3 separate regions of the Homo sapiens genome follow, and regions 2 and 3 are each linked to region 1. The links are chromatin contacts, found by Hi-C or POLR2A ChIA-PET in ENCODE. All regions are on one chromosome and are shown on one strand. Each heading gives the region's core, a stretch centred on a gene start or an enhancer-like site at or near the end of the contact. The rest is flanking DNA. Distances are from core to core; before and after follow the strand shown. Region 1 overlaps ECSCR (endothelial cell surface expressed chemotaxis and apoptosis regulator). Region 2 has its middle 14 kb from the start of CXXC5. Region 3 overlaps CXXC5 (CXXC finger protein 5).

Region 1 (4,231 bases), core at 510-3,009:
CTGGGTTGGAAGAAACTGGCTCTGTGGTCAGACTTAGACCGCCAAGGCCTCCTGAAACAGAACATCTGAGGCTGAGGGGTGCACCGCCTCCTACTGTTCCATCTCCCTCTCTTGTTCCCTAGATCTGTGTGTCTTTCTCCCTACCCCATCCCCCACCCCTCATTCCCAACCATTCACCTCTTTTTTCTTTCAAGGTACATTAGACTCAGCTAGGCTGAAAAAAAATCCTTAGATGAGCTCAGCCTTGGTGAGTCCTGAGAGCTCCCGCTCCAGCTGCGGCCCCAGCCCCCTGAGGTTAAGGCTAAATTGGCATAGAGCTCCTCTCACCCTTCCTAAGCTCCTAGGCCTACACGCTGGAGTAGACCCATGTGTTTGGTCTTACCCTGAGAGCTAGAGGTCTGGGTCATTGTGGGCTGGGAGTTGTGGCCTGCAAGAGAAAGCAAAACACATAGCTTGGTAAGTCCCCTGCCCAGCACAGAGCCTAGAAAGGAACCCTTAGAATGCCTTCTGGCCCAGCCTGGGCAACATAGCAAGACCCTGTCTCTAAAAAAAAATTTTGTTTTGTTTTGTTTTTTTTTTTTTTTTAAATTCTCCAGGCACAGTAGTGCACACCTGGAGTCCTAGCTACTCAGGAGGCTGAGGTGGCAGGATTGCTTGAGACCAGAAGGTTGAGGCTGGCTGCAGTGAGCTATGATTGCACCACTACACTCCAGCCTGGGCAACAGGTGGAGACCCTATCTCAACAAAAAAAAAAAAAAAAAAAAAAAAAAAAAAAAAGAAAGAAAAAGAAAAAAGAAAAGAAAACACTGGCCAGGTGCGGTGGTTCACACCTGTAATCCCAGCACTTAGGGAGGCTGAGGTGGGTAGATCACTTGAGGTCAGGAGTTCAAGACTAGCCCGGCCAACATGGTGAAACCCTGCCTCTATTAAAAATACAAAAATTAGCAGGCCTGATGGCACACGCCTGTAATCCCAGCTGCTTGGGAGGCTGAGGCATGAGAATCGCTTGAACCCGGGAGGTAGAGGTTGCAGTGAGCTGAGATCATGCCATTGCACTCCAGCCTGGGAGACAAAGTGAGACTCTGTCTCAAAAAAAAAAAAAAAGAAAAGAAAACAGAAAAAAACGTTTTGGCTTTCTAAGCCTACCATGCTGGAAGGCAGACACACTAGGCAGAGGACTAAAGGATGTGGGCTGTGGCTCACGGTGCTGGCTTCCTCTGAGACTGTGACTCAATAGCAACATCACCACCACCTCATGGCTCAGAGTCCCGAAGTCCTTCCCTGTCTCTTCAATCTGACATGGGCATTTTACCAACCTGATGCAGAGTCAGGAGAAGGTTATTTTAAACTAGTGACATTTCTAAGGACAGAAGATCAATGACCTGCCACACCTAGACAAGGAAGGGCCCAGGACTCCAGGTCTCTAGGCTAATGTTTACCTTAAGCTACTGTCACCCTGGTCCTGCCCCCAGGGAAGGGGCTGAGAGACGGGAAGGTGAGTGAGATGGGGATGGGGATTAGGGCTTGTATCTTGCCTAGAGGTAGGGGCCTGTGCAGAAAGTAAGTTCTGAGGTATATATAGGAGGCAGGGAAGCTCTAGCATGAGCAACCCATTCACTCTCACAGGCAGAGGATACATAGGAAATGGTTGTTATTGACCAAACCCAGAGAGGGGTCAGTCACCAAGAGTCCCCAATCAGAAGCCCTCACTGGCTTTTTTGTATGTACACGTGTGTCTGCGGGGCTCTATGCAAATGTATGTGCATGCTCGTGTGCCCTTGTGTGTGTCCCGCTGTGTATGTGGAACCTGAAAGGTCAGGTTGTATTTGCTCATTTTCCACAATGAAATCATTCTTGAAACCTGTGAACAATGTGAAAGGAAAACAACGTGGGGAAGTGGAGCCGCCCAGCTGGGTTCCCGTCCCTCTGCTTGAGCAGGGACTACAGCCCCTGGCCTGGCTCTGCTGCTCCCTTGGTCTCTCAGCATCAGGGGAGCATTCAGCCCAGGCCTGGGTGGACAGAGGCGGCTGGGTGCCAGGGGCCCACCCCAGCCTGTGGCAACCTGCTGCTCTGCTTATTTTCCTTAAGCCACTGCCTTCCTCCATGGGGCTATCATCTGGATAGTGTAGAATTAATTGCTTCCAAGTGTAAAATTACCAAACCCTGGGCCATGTTTTTCTAGATCACCATTTCTGAGAGCCCCATTCCCTTGTTGGCGAGAGGGGGATGGTCAAGAGGGGAGTCAAAATTTATAGGAAGCCCAGGCTAGAGAAAACCCTTTCTAGCTGGGGAGGACCCTTGGAGAATCCTTTTAACCCAAGGCATGTCCTGAAAACATGTATCAGTTACTAATCCAGCATATGTAATGTATTTTTTGTTTTTTTTTTTTCGTTTTGAGACAGAGTTTCGCTCTTGGTCACCCAGGCTGGAGTGCAGTGGCGCGATCTCAGCTCACTGCAACCTCCGCCTCCCGGGCTCAAGCTATTCTCCTGTCTCAGCCTCCTGAGTAGCTGGGATTACAGGCGCCTGCCACCATGCCCGGCTAATTTTTGTATGTTTAGTAGAGATGGGGTTTCACCATGTTGGCCAGGCTGGTCTCAAACTCCTGACCTCAGGTGATCCATTCGCCTCAGCATCCTAAATGCTGGGATCACAGGCGTGAGCCACCGAGCCTGGCCTAATGTACTATCTAAATGCTGTAAGGTTATAACTTAGTTTTTGGTGGGAAGGTACAGGGAAGGCACAGGGAACTGCCTTCCTGCATTTATCTAGAAAGAAAATTATTCAGTGGCTTGGGAGGAGTTCCAAAGTCACAAGCTTCAAGACCCTGCTCTTTCTTTGCCTCTTGCCCCTCCCACTACCCAAACTTTTTGTCACCAACAAAGATTTCTCTGTGGGTAAGGGAGGGACTTAGGGAGCATCTGTGTCTACAGCCGAGGGTGTCTCTGACCACTGGGCCTGCAGATTCCCAAAGAACTCTAGCCACAGGAATTTTTGATTTCCCAGGTCTCCCCTCTCTAATTCTGTCTGCTTTATCCCCTTCTAGTCTATCTCCACACACACCCCTCCCCATTTTTTCCTCAAAAGCATAGTTTAGAAGTTAAAATCGTGGATTTTAATCGAGCCTGGCAAGCCTGAGTTCAAGTCCTGGCTTTGTCGCTGTCTGACCTAGGCCTCAGTTTTCTTTACTTTGAAGTACAAGTGACCAGCCTGGGCAACATGGTAAAACCTTGTCTCTACAAAAAAATGCAAAAATTAGCTGGGTGTGGTGGTGTGTGCCTGTAGCCCCCAGCTACACAGGAGGCTAAGGCAGGAGGATTGCTTGAGCCCAGGAGGTCAAGGCTGCAGTGAGCCATGATCATGCCACTGCAACTCTGGCCTGCGCAATGGAGCAACCCTGTCTCAAAAATAACTAAGTAAAATGCAAGTGGTATCAGTACCTCGCAAGTTGTTGTGAAGGAAGGAAAATGCATATGAAGCACTTAACGCAGTGCCTGACATGCTCAATGAAGGCCAGACACTTTTGTTTTTGCCCTGTTCTCTCAAATCCTCCAAGTCTCAAGTCTGCCCTGCCTCTGGGTATCCGTAGTCAAGTCCCTTTATGGGCCTGAATGTGCTCAGGATTCCTCAGTCCACCAAGATGAAGGAGCCAGGAAATGCTCTGCACACTTCAGGATGAAGGGTTAGGAAACTCGGGGCGGGTGACAGCAGCTTAGGTACAGCCGACACAGGGCATTTGAGAGTGCTGGCACTTGCCTGGGAGAAAACAGTGGGTAGGGAGGCTGGGAAAAGTCTCGGCCTGTGAAAATGCCACCTCATGAGCTTCACCTGCAGTTTCCACAACAGCCTTGTTCCCCAGCCCCAGACCTGTGACTCTGTCATGGAGGGGGTAGGAGGGGATGGGGACAATCAGAGTCTTGTCCTCCAGCCCATGGACTTTTAGAGAAATGCCTGACATCTCCGGAAGCCAGTGTTCTGGTACTCAGGCCCTCTTACCCACCACCGACGAGGGGCCACCACCCCTCCCCATCTGAGCCCTCTTGTGCACTCTTTCTGCTGCTTTGAGCACAGAGGACTTGTAGAGGGTGAGGTGGGGGCAGAGCAGGAATGGTCAAAGGGAAGTTGCTGCCCTGTGAGTCAGAATGCCCTGGACTCGTCATGATTCCCAGCAACTGCTCCCTGATGAGAGGACCCCTATGAGCGGCTTCACAACTCATTGGCTGGCAGAGCC
Region 2 (4,682 bases), core at 110-2,609, 170 kb after region 1:
GCGAGGAGTGACAACTGCCATTTTCCCAGGCACACCTCTCCCTGCCCTGAGCCACTTGTTCTCAATTCTGTTTAAACTTCCTTTTTGGTACTTAAAAATCTTAAATCTTAAAAAGATGTCACCCTTCCCTAAACTTTAGAGCCTCTGGAAAATGTGAGTGGGGAGGGTTTGGTTTTTTGAGTTAAAACCTAGTCTTCAAATTGCCAGCTTTCCTTGGGTTTAAAGTTCTCCATAGAAAATGAGATTGCTTTAGAAGCTCCAAAGCTCCTGGGCCCTCTGACTTGGAGGTTTCTAGAAACAACCCACAAATACAATCTGACATTTGGGACGCAGAGCCAGCACCATCTTGGGTAAGAGAAGTGTTCCATGTTTGAGGTAGTTGGCAAATGCTAAGCTACCTATGTGGTGACAGTTGTCTGGAGCTTTTCCCATCTGATTAAGGGGCAATACTGATTTGGTCGTTGTGGGCAGTTTCTCCTCCTAGCCAGCATCACTGCCATCTTGGAAGGTGTGGCTACCTGTCATGTGTTGCACAGAGAGTCGAGGGGAGCTGGCCTCGTTTGAGAGGGCACCTGAGACTTTCAGTCACCTGCTGCAGAGTGACAGAAGGAACAAGGGAAACCAAGGCTTTCCCAAACTTGCCAGAGAAGGTGAGCTTTTTGGAAGGATGGTTCCAAGTGACCTCAGCTTAGTCCTCCTTTGGAGGAAACAAGGCAAGTTGGGGAGGCTCTGGTGCATAACAAGTTATAGGGCAGGTACTGTTTCCTGGATTCAACCTCCAAGCTTCATAAAAAGGCAGTTCCAGCCAGGCGTGGTGGCTCACGCCTGTAATCCCAGCACTTTGGGAGGCCGAGGTAGGTGGATCACCTGAGGTCAGGAGTTCAAGACCAGCCTGAGCAACATGGAGAAACCCCGTCTCTACTAAAAATACAAAATTAGCCAGGCGTGGTGGTGCATGCCTGTAATCCCAGATACTTGGGAGGCTGAGGCAGGAAAATCTCTTGAACCGGGGATGTGGAGGTTGCAGTGAACCGAGATCCGAGATCGCGCCATTGCATCCAGCCTGGGCAACAAGAGAGAAACTCTGACTCAAAAAAAAAAAAAAAGGGCGGGGGGCACTTCCTTTTGAAGTTTCAGATGTATATTGGAGGGAGCAGAATTCCTTTGTGATTTCTTCCTTAATACATTGTGTCCCTGAGGTGGTCCCTGTTCTTCCTGTCTCCTGTCAGCCCCCTGGCTCAGAGGACGGCTGAATGGAGTTGCATTTCAGTGCCCACAGATGGAGGTGATGACTGAAGTGTGTTTGCTTATGTGGGGAGTGAGATGATGGCTTTGGTGTCTGAGTGGATGCTAGTGCCTTGAGTGGCCAGCAGAGGGCAGTGGTGACCCATAGCTGTGACAACCGTGAGGCGTGTGGTCAGTGAATCTGCATGGGCACAACCTGAGAGGGGCTTTTGTTGGAGTGGGGAGATTCTTTCGGACTTAAGCTTTGTGCGTGGTATATCCAGAATCAGATGGGCCAGTGCCAAGTTCAGTCAGGTTCTCAGCCTTACAGTGAAGGAAAAGGTTAGTGACTTGTATTTCAGCCCAAAGCCTACTGGAAGTGTCAAGCTGCCAGCTCCCCTCTGCCCTCCCCGTTGCTATGGCAGCCATGTCTCTGTGTGTGAATAGGTGAACCAGGCTCCAGGTTAGGACCTCTGCCCACCTAGCTCCAGGTTACATGCAGGAAAAGATCTGTCTATTGCTGCATGTGAACAAGGAGATCCCATATTTCTAGCAGGTCACAGAGGCAGCAGTCCATTATCACTTGCCTGCCCACCTACCCTGGGCAACCAGCACATGGCTCCTTAGACCTTGAAGATGGAGGCCTGGGGACAGAAGGAGCAGAGTTGGGGGCTAGTGATAGGGCCTGGGAAATGTTCTTGTCTGTTTCAAGTTTATCTTGTATTTTGGGGCCCTGGTCTCCTCAGTCTTCCAGCCCAACAGGTGTGAGCGTCCAGGGCCACCACCCGGAAGCCAGCTGCCTCTTCATGGGGAAATCTTTGAAATTCAAGGCTTGGCCATCTGGATATGCAAATGTTCCAGATTTGCTGAGCCCACCAAGTGGCTGAGCCCCCCATGCCTGGGGCCTGTCAGCCACATTCTCCATGGCTCCCTCCTTCTAACAGGGACAGGGGCAGGCAGGGAATCTAAATTCCCAGGTCAAGGAGTTTATTTGGGAGCCCCAGGCAGGGCTGTGAGAATTAGCTACCACTGCCCCTAGATGGGGAAAGCTGCCTGGGTGCTGTTGGTACCTAGAACCTAAGCTTTTGCCTACTGATAGACTCTAAGGAGAACGGTGTATTGAGAGCTCCACGAGTCCTGCTGTAGTGCCTAATCATGTGAGGGATTTTGCTGGATCCAAAGGAATCTCAACTAAGAAAGTTTCTGGAATAAGGAGGGAAGCCTTGGGTCTAGCCTCGCTAGAGGGTGGGAGCTACCTGCAGGGAAAGCTGCTGACTTCCTATTATGTCAAACCCAGGCAAATAACTGGAGCTTAGGCAGTTGGCCCCCAGAATTGCTTATTCTCCCCCAGGCCTCCCTCTGGGGCTGGTTTTCTGGCTGTAGCAGGAGGTATGTGTTCTCTGAGTGGGAAAGGAGTGGGGTCAGGGTCAGGGCGGAAACCCGGGAATTTAGATTCCCTGCCTGTCCCTGTCCCTGTTAGAAGGAGGGAGCCATGGAGAATGTGGCTGACAGGCCCCAGGCATGGGAGAGCTTAGGCCAGCCTGTATGTGTGTGTGCAGAAGGGGACTGCACATGTGTTCAGGAGCTTGAGAGTGAGAATTGTGAGCATGTACACTCCTTAGTGTTTATGCATCAGGGTGTGATGCATAAACACGAAGGCTCTGTAGCCTTTGAAGAACAGGATCAGATCTGGGTTTGAATCACAAGACCATGGGTTTTCAGTTGGGCAATAAACTTATCTGTCTTTTGCTTTGATTTTCTCATCTAGAAAACGGGCACTTGGTCACCAGCCTGACCCATAGGCAATGCTTGGTGGAAAATGACCTTATCAAATTAAAGGGTTGTGACCGTGGGTGCTTATGGTTCAGGGAGGTAGGCCTGGACAGTGAGACATCTTTCTTGGATTCCTGTACATGCTAGAGGTTTGCCCTCCTTTGAGCTGGGCTAGCTCCTGGGACATCCAGGGACCTGGGGAAGACTGGCTGGGCCCTTTTGCAGCCTATGGCTCACATGCCCACTTGTTAAGGCCTGCAAGAGTGTGCCCACAAACAGGGTGAGCAGGCAGAATAATGGCCATGGCTAGCCAGACTGTGTGTCCTTGCCCAGTGTCTGTCTGTCCTTCCCCTTACCTTGGGGGACAAAAGGGAATCCAGTTGTCCTGCCTGGTGAATAAAAGCCTGGGGTTGGGGGAGGATTTGCCTCCAGCCACGGAGGAGGGGTATGCTGTGGAAGGAGGCCAGATCTCCCCCAGCTGTTTCCCAGCTCTGTTTGAAGGGGAAGGGAGAGGGATAAATGACTGGGTGATTGTGGCACCTACAGCCAGCATCTTTCCTCTCCACATTCTAGGTCACAGGCCCACACCTCTCTCCCTAGTCAAAGAGAGCCTCTGTGAGGGGGTTGAAGGGTGTCTTGGATCTGTGGGCAGGACTTGGGATCTGGGCACAGAGAGGTTGGGGAATTAACAAAGGTCACACAGCCAGGCAAAACTAGGGAATGTGGGGAGTCATTCTAGACAGGACCTTTAGGGGGAGCTCCCTGGCTACAAGAGATTTCCTGGAAGCCCTTGGGTGGGCCCAGGCCTGAACTGAGGAAGTGAGGGCTACAGCCCAGCTGGCCTTGCACTGGAACCACAGGAGTGGCCTTTAAGGGTGTGCTGAAGGACTGATGAATCTTGGCCCTGTTCCCACACACATGCACCACTGGGAATGGGAGTGGGGAGATTGCTGAGCTCTGGGGCCAGCCCTGTTTCCTGCTTTGGATTTGGAATGGGGAGAGCCTTTCTGGGGACTGAAACTGGTGCTTCAGCTTCTCTAGGGGGAAATGGAGAAATGGAAAGGGGGACTGACAAGGGATAGTCCTTAAGGAGTTTATTTGGGAGGCTCTGGGTCCCTTTGTAACTAGGTGGGTGACCTTTAGGAGGGAAGTGCTTTGTGTTCTACAGCTTTCTGAGAGTGGCAGGAAATGGGGCCAGTAGCAGTGCACACTAGTTGGGTTGCACCTGGTGAGAGATTAGGGGTGGTTTCCCCACCAAGGTCTCTGAGCCAGAGCTTTCAGCTGCATGAGCACAGCCTGCTCCCCCTGTGGAGGGGATTCTGGGGTGGGTGTGGTTGTATACTGGGGGAAGTGAGAATGTGGCCTCTCTGTGGGTGAGTGCAGCACCGTGAATTGTGTTTGTAACACTTGAGTTGTGTTTCCCAGGTGTATGTGATGGCAGAACTAGTTTTGCTGCTGGGGTGAATCAGGTTCCTGGAAGGGACTGGACTAACATGGAGAGAATGATGCTAAGTAGTTACAGTCATTATTATATACACATGACTTAGTAGTATAGAACCATTAGCAATGACCAAGACCACCTGTGTGTCGAGTGCTTACCATGTGCCTGGTGCTGTGCTAAGCACCTCACCTGCAGTGGCTCATTTAGTCCTGTCAGAACCCTGCAAGTTCATGCTGGTTTGCCT
Region 3 (4,221 bases), core at 456-2,955, 230 kb after region 1:
GAGCTCACAGAAGGGGAGGGAGCACCAGGCCAGCTGAGCTGCACCCACAGTCCCGAGACTGGGATCCCCCACCCCAACAGTGATTTTGGAAAAAAAAATGAAAGTTCTGTTCGTTTATCCATTGCGATCTGGGGAGCCCCATCTCGATATTTCCAATCCTGGCTACTTTTCTTAGAGAAAATAAGTCCTTTTTTTCTGGCCTTGCTAATGGCAACAGAAGAAAGGGCTTCTTTGCGTGGTCCCCTGCTGGTGGGGGTGGGTCCCCAGGGGGCCCCCTGCGGCCTGGGCCCCCCTGCCCACGGCCAGCTTCCTGCTGATGAACATGCTGTTTGTATTGTTTTAGGAAACCAGGCTGTTTTGTGAATAAAACGAATGCATGTTTGTGTCACGAAGCACCGCTGGCTTCTTGCTCTCCGGTTTTGGGGGGCTGACTTGGGGGCCGTTCCTGAGCAGGGATTGTCTGGGACCACCTGGAGGAGGAAGAAGGATGGCCCAGGGACATTTAGAATGGGAATTTCTTGGGGAAGAGAGGCCTCTGGATCCAGAATGGGGGAGAGCAGGAGCAACCAGCCCAGCAGACAGGAGGGAAAGGCTCTTAATCTGGAAGTCACTGCCTGGTTGCACCCCATGCCTCAGAACCTGGACCTCCAGGGACCTTCACTCACTTGGGGCCACCTCTGTTCACTCACCTAAGTTCATCAGGGCCTGATGAGTAAAGCAACCAGCACCACGAGGCAGGTGGGGGTAAGGCTGAGCTGCCTGTTCAGGGTCTTCTTTCTTTCTTTCTTACCTGGCAGGGATCTAGTGCTCCCGCAGCCACCAATGTCATTCTCCAGGGAATAGTTTCAGCTCGGCTTCGTGGGGACCTGGCTGTACACACACGCCTATTCCTCTTTAGGCCTGAGGGCTGCTAGGCTGAGTTACGGGGGTGTCCTTGGCTTTGACTGTCCCCACTCTCAGAGGGTTTGTTGGTACAAGGCTGCTGGGGACCTCAGAGGTCAAATGTCTGGGGAAGTCACCACACAGCCACATGGTCTGGGCCAGGGCAGCCTGAACAGGAAGGGGTGGCAGTGGCATGCCCCTCCCTGTACATCACAGAGGCCAACCTGAAGGAGGAGGCTTAGCCATCCACTGGGGGAGCGTTCTTCTCACCCAGCTGCTTTGAGCCTGGCTGAGATGGAGGCTAGACTTCAGGAAGGACTTCCTGACAGTGTTGGGCACTGGCTTCAGGTGGGTGAGAGCTGGAGCGATTTCTGAGGCTGAGTGGGCAGTGAGGTGGGGGAGATGGGCTATCTCTGCCATTGTCCTGAGAGGAGAAAGCAGCCATGTTGGGTGGGGGTGGCGCTGACCCCCAACCCCTTCCCAGGTGTCACAAGCTCCCTTCGAGCGCCAGGGCCTCAGCAGCCTGGCCTGGCACAGCGGGGGCAGGCAGGGGCGGTGGGAGGCAGCTTTCAACTTCAGCTCTGCCTGGGAAAAATTCCCTTTCATGTGGCTGCCTGTGATCTCTCCAGGCGGCTCTGCCGAAGGGGGGTGTCCAGCAGGGAGTAGGGGGAGGTGTTGCAGCTGGGGGGCACCCTCACCCCCAGCACAAGGCAAACAGCGGCACCTCCAGAACCTCGAGGAGGGTGGGGAGGGTCCTCCTGTGGGGAGTGGGGGGAGCCTGGCCAGCAGGGGGCACCGGGCAGGAGGCCCCTTCCTGCCTCCGCCCGCTGCTGGCAGCACACAGGCTGCAGATGGCCTCAGCCGGCCCTCGTTGGCACACCTACAGGTGTGGGGTGGACGGCTCTGTTGCCAGCCCAGAGGGGGTGCTGTGACTCAGCCGGCCTGTACCTTTCAGTGTGCCAACCCACAGCCCAGCGTGTCTCCTGAGCCCACTCCCCAGCACACGGCCGAAACTCAGAGCTCCTCACCTGTTCCAGCTTCACACTGCTTTGTGGAAATGGTAAGCCAGCCCCTCTGTTTGGAGGCCAGGGGTGGGGACAGCTGTGAGGCTGGCTGAAAACATGCTGAGGACTCAGTTACCTCATCTGGGAAACGGGACAATAATTGTTTCCCCCATAAAGTTGCCTGAGGATGAAATGCGATCACACTTGGGAAGGGCCTGACTTGCAAGCTCTGTCAATGGCAGCTGGTGTTGCTATTTTTAAACTATTATTCACCTAAATCTCACCAAGATGTCCCTCACCTTCTGCCTGGCTGTGTGTCCTCCCTGAAGCCCTGGCCACCCCCACCTCCCACCTCCCACTTCCCACCTCCGTAGAGTGACCCAGCCTCTGGCCCTTCCCCTACCTGGATGCAGCCCGACCCCAGCCTGCACCAGCTTTCTGTCTCTCTGGCTCACTCTCTGCATGTCCTGAAGGTCTCTTTCGGTCCCTGACGCTCCTGTGTCTTTGGGTCTCCATCTTTCCTGATCTCTAAGCCTCTCCGTGTCTCTGGGTCTCTGCCCCTCCTGTCTCTCCATCTCTGTATCTTGTACTCTGTCTGTTGCAGGCTCACCCCTGCTGTTCCCCAGCTGACGGAGACTTCCTTAGAGGCAGGCTCCCTGGCAGGGTTGTGTACCCAGCTCCCCTCCCCTCAGGTGCCCTCACCTCTCCTCTGCTACAGTTGGGAAACTGACTTCCTGGTGACCCAGGAGCCTTTCCTCCAGGTACCCTGTACCCTGACCTGGGTGATCTGGCATTTAGAGCCAGCTCTAGACACAGAACGGTGGGGGTTTGAGAGGCTGGGTGCACACACTGGGCTGGAGAGAAGTCCAGCCTCCAGGTAGCCCCTGCGTGGACGTGTGTGTGTGTGTGTGTGTGTGTGTGTGTGTGTGAGTGATGCTTTAAGGGCCTGACAATTGTGTGAGGCTTTGTGCAGTAATGTGGCTATGTGTGACATCGGGTGTGATATGCAAATGGGTTTGTGACAGTTTATTGGAGACTGAGATGTGAATGGGTTAGTGTATGTCAGTGGCCACACTTTGGAATGTTCTGTGACATTGCGTGTGTACTCTTGTGACATTGTACAGTTCTGTAACAGACCCAGTGTGATACCGGCTTGTACAACTGAATGTGTGACTTTGGGTGATTCTGTGTGAGTGTGTGACATTGAGTGATTCTATGTGAGTGTGTCACTTTGGGTTTACAACACACGTGGCATTGCGTGACCCTGTGGCAAAACTGGGTGGTTCAATAAGTGTGTGACTTTGTGTCTGTGTGGCCATCATGGATGTGGGCTGGGACTGACCAGGGATTGTGTGTGTGTGATGTCTCCGTGTGACTATAGTGTGACCCTGTGATGCTGCCTGCATAACCCTGGGTGTGTGGTCATGGCTTTGTGTCAGTGTGCACCTGTGATCCTCTCAGTGTTGCTGACACTATTGCCTTGTGTGTCTGCCTCCAGCACTTCCTGGGTCTCCGCCCTGAAAGCCTCTCTAGGGAGAGAGTGGGGGATCTGACAGCCCCTCTCACCTGCAGCCTGTGCCCTCGCATGGCCCTGAGGCCCAGTCTGGATGGGGGAGCTGGCGTGGGGGCAGCAGGCGCAGTTCCCACGGCCGCTGCGGCCCCTCTCCCAGCCCCATCACCACCGGCTTCAACTCCACAGAATATCCTGGCAACCCCGGCCTCTTTGTTCTCTGAGGCCGCCAAAGGCCTCCCCCAACCCCAGCCTGCCCAGCGCCTGCCAGGCGCCCCCTCCCCCGACAGCAGCCAGTCTTGGCCTGACCTAGTCTCTAGCTGCCTTTATCCCCCACCCAGACTGAGGCGCCTGTCCCATGCCCTGGACCTGACTCAGGACTCCAGACGAGGCCTTTGACCCTCTGCTCTGAGCTTGCTGTGGTTGCGCTGTGCAGGAAGAAGGAAGAAGGATAGGTCCTGTGGCTGTACTGGGTGATTGTGGGCCAGGAGCTGGGCTGTCTATACGAGTACTTCCCCTTGGCCCAAGGCTGGTTGGAGGCCCAGGGTTGGTTTCAGTTTGTCCAGTAAGTTTACTTCTTTGGCCCCCAAAAGTCATCAGGACAGAAATTATTACCCATTTTATTGGTAAGAAACTGAAGCCTAGAGAGGGTATGTGACTTCCCCTATAGCAAGAGCAAGATGGTAGCAGGGACCTGATTAGAACCCAGGCTCCTGGCTACCTTGAGAGAAAAATCAGGTACCTCCAAAAGAATGGAAAGGGGGCCTGGGAGTCTGGACACATGGGTCCCTGCTTATTTCTTGGTCACCATGTGTCAAAGCCGTG

Evidence for each region. A loop is a pair of places that touch in the nucleus more often than their neighbours do. ChIA-PET counts read pairs that join two places held with the same protein, here RNA polymerase II (POLR2A). Pooled maps may share reads with other maps.
Region 2: a loop to region 1 is called in a pooled map, with 3 times the contacts of the local background. The contact joins two enhancer-like sites. A Hi-C loop is called at or near these places in 8 of 50 pooled maps. POLR2A ChIA-PET finds 5 or more read pairs at or near these places in 5 of 52 experiments (AG04450, Panc1, T-cell and 2 more).
Region 3: POLR2A ChIA-PET joins it to region 1 with 11 read pairs in activated CD4-positive, alpha-beta T cell. The contact joins two enhancer-like sites. A Hi-C loop is called at or near these places in 2 of 37 single-sample maps with no recorded cell type and 3 of 50 pooled maps. POLR2A ChIA-PET finds 5 or more read pairs at or near these places in 3 of 52 experiments (A673, HEK293 and activated CD4-positive, alpha-beta T cell).

The regions. Positions count from the first base shown.
Region 1 is chr5:139,457,757-139,461,987 of GRCh38, forward strand. It overlaps ECSCR (endothelial cell surface expressed chemotaxis and apoptosis regulator), which reads right to left. Exons shown (of 10, transcript NM_001077693.4): 2 at 383-427; 3 at 1-51. Among named protein-coding and RNA genes, the nearest start is that of ECSCR, 2.9 kb to the right of the region's middle. RefSeq lists enhancers at 3,169-3,758, 3,759-4,231. Within about 2 kb of position 1,760, at least 15 of the 41 ENCODE cell types and tissues checked have a DNase peak (open chromatin) inside an H3K27ac peak, as active enhancers do.
Region 2 is chr5:139,632,097-139,636,778 of GRCh38, forward strand. No RefSeq gene overlaps it. Among named protein-coding and RNA genes, the nearest start is that of CXXC5, 14 kb to the right of the region's middle. RefSeq lists an enhancer at 1,228-1,522, a cis regulatory region at 3,557-4,392 and a silencer at 4,202-4,421. Within about 2 kb of position 1,360, at least 4 of the 41 ENCODE cell types and tissues checked have a DNase peak (open chromatin) inside an H3K27ac peak, as active enhancers do.
Region 3 is chr5:139,683,491-139,687,711 of GRCh38, forward strand. CXXC5 (CXXC finger protein 5) reads left to right here. Exons shown (of 3, transcript NM_016463.9): 3 at 1-392. Among named protein-coding and RNA genes, the nearest start is that of CXXC5-AS1, 36 kb to the left of the region's middle. RefSeq lists an enhancer at 1,454-2,108. Within about 2 kb of position 1,706, at least 9 of the 41 ENCODE cell types and tissues checked have a DNase peak (open chromatin) inside an H3K27ac peak, as active enhancers do.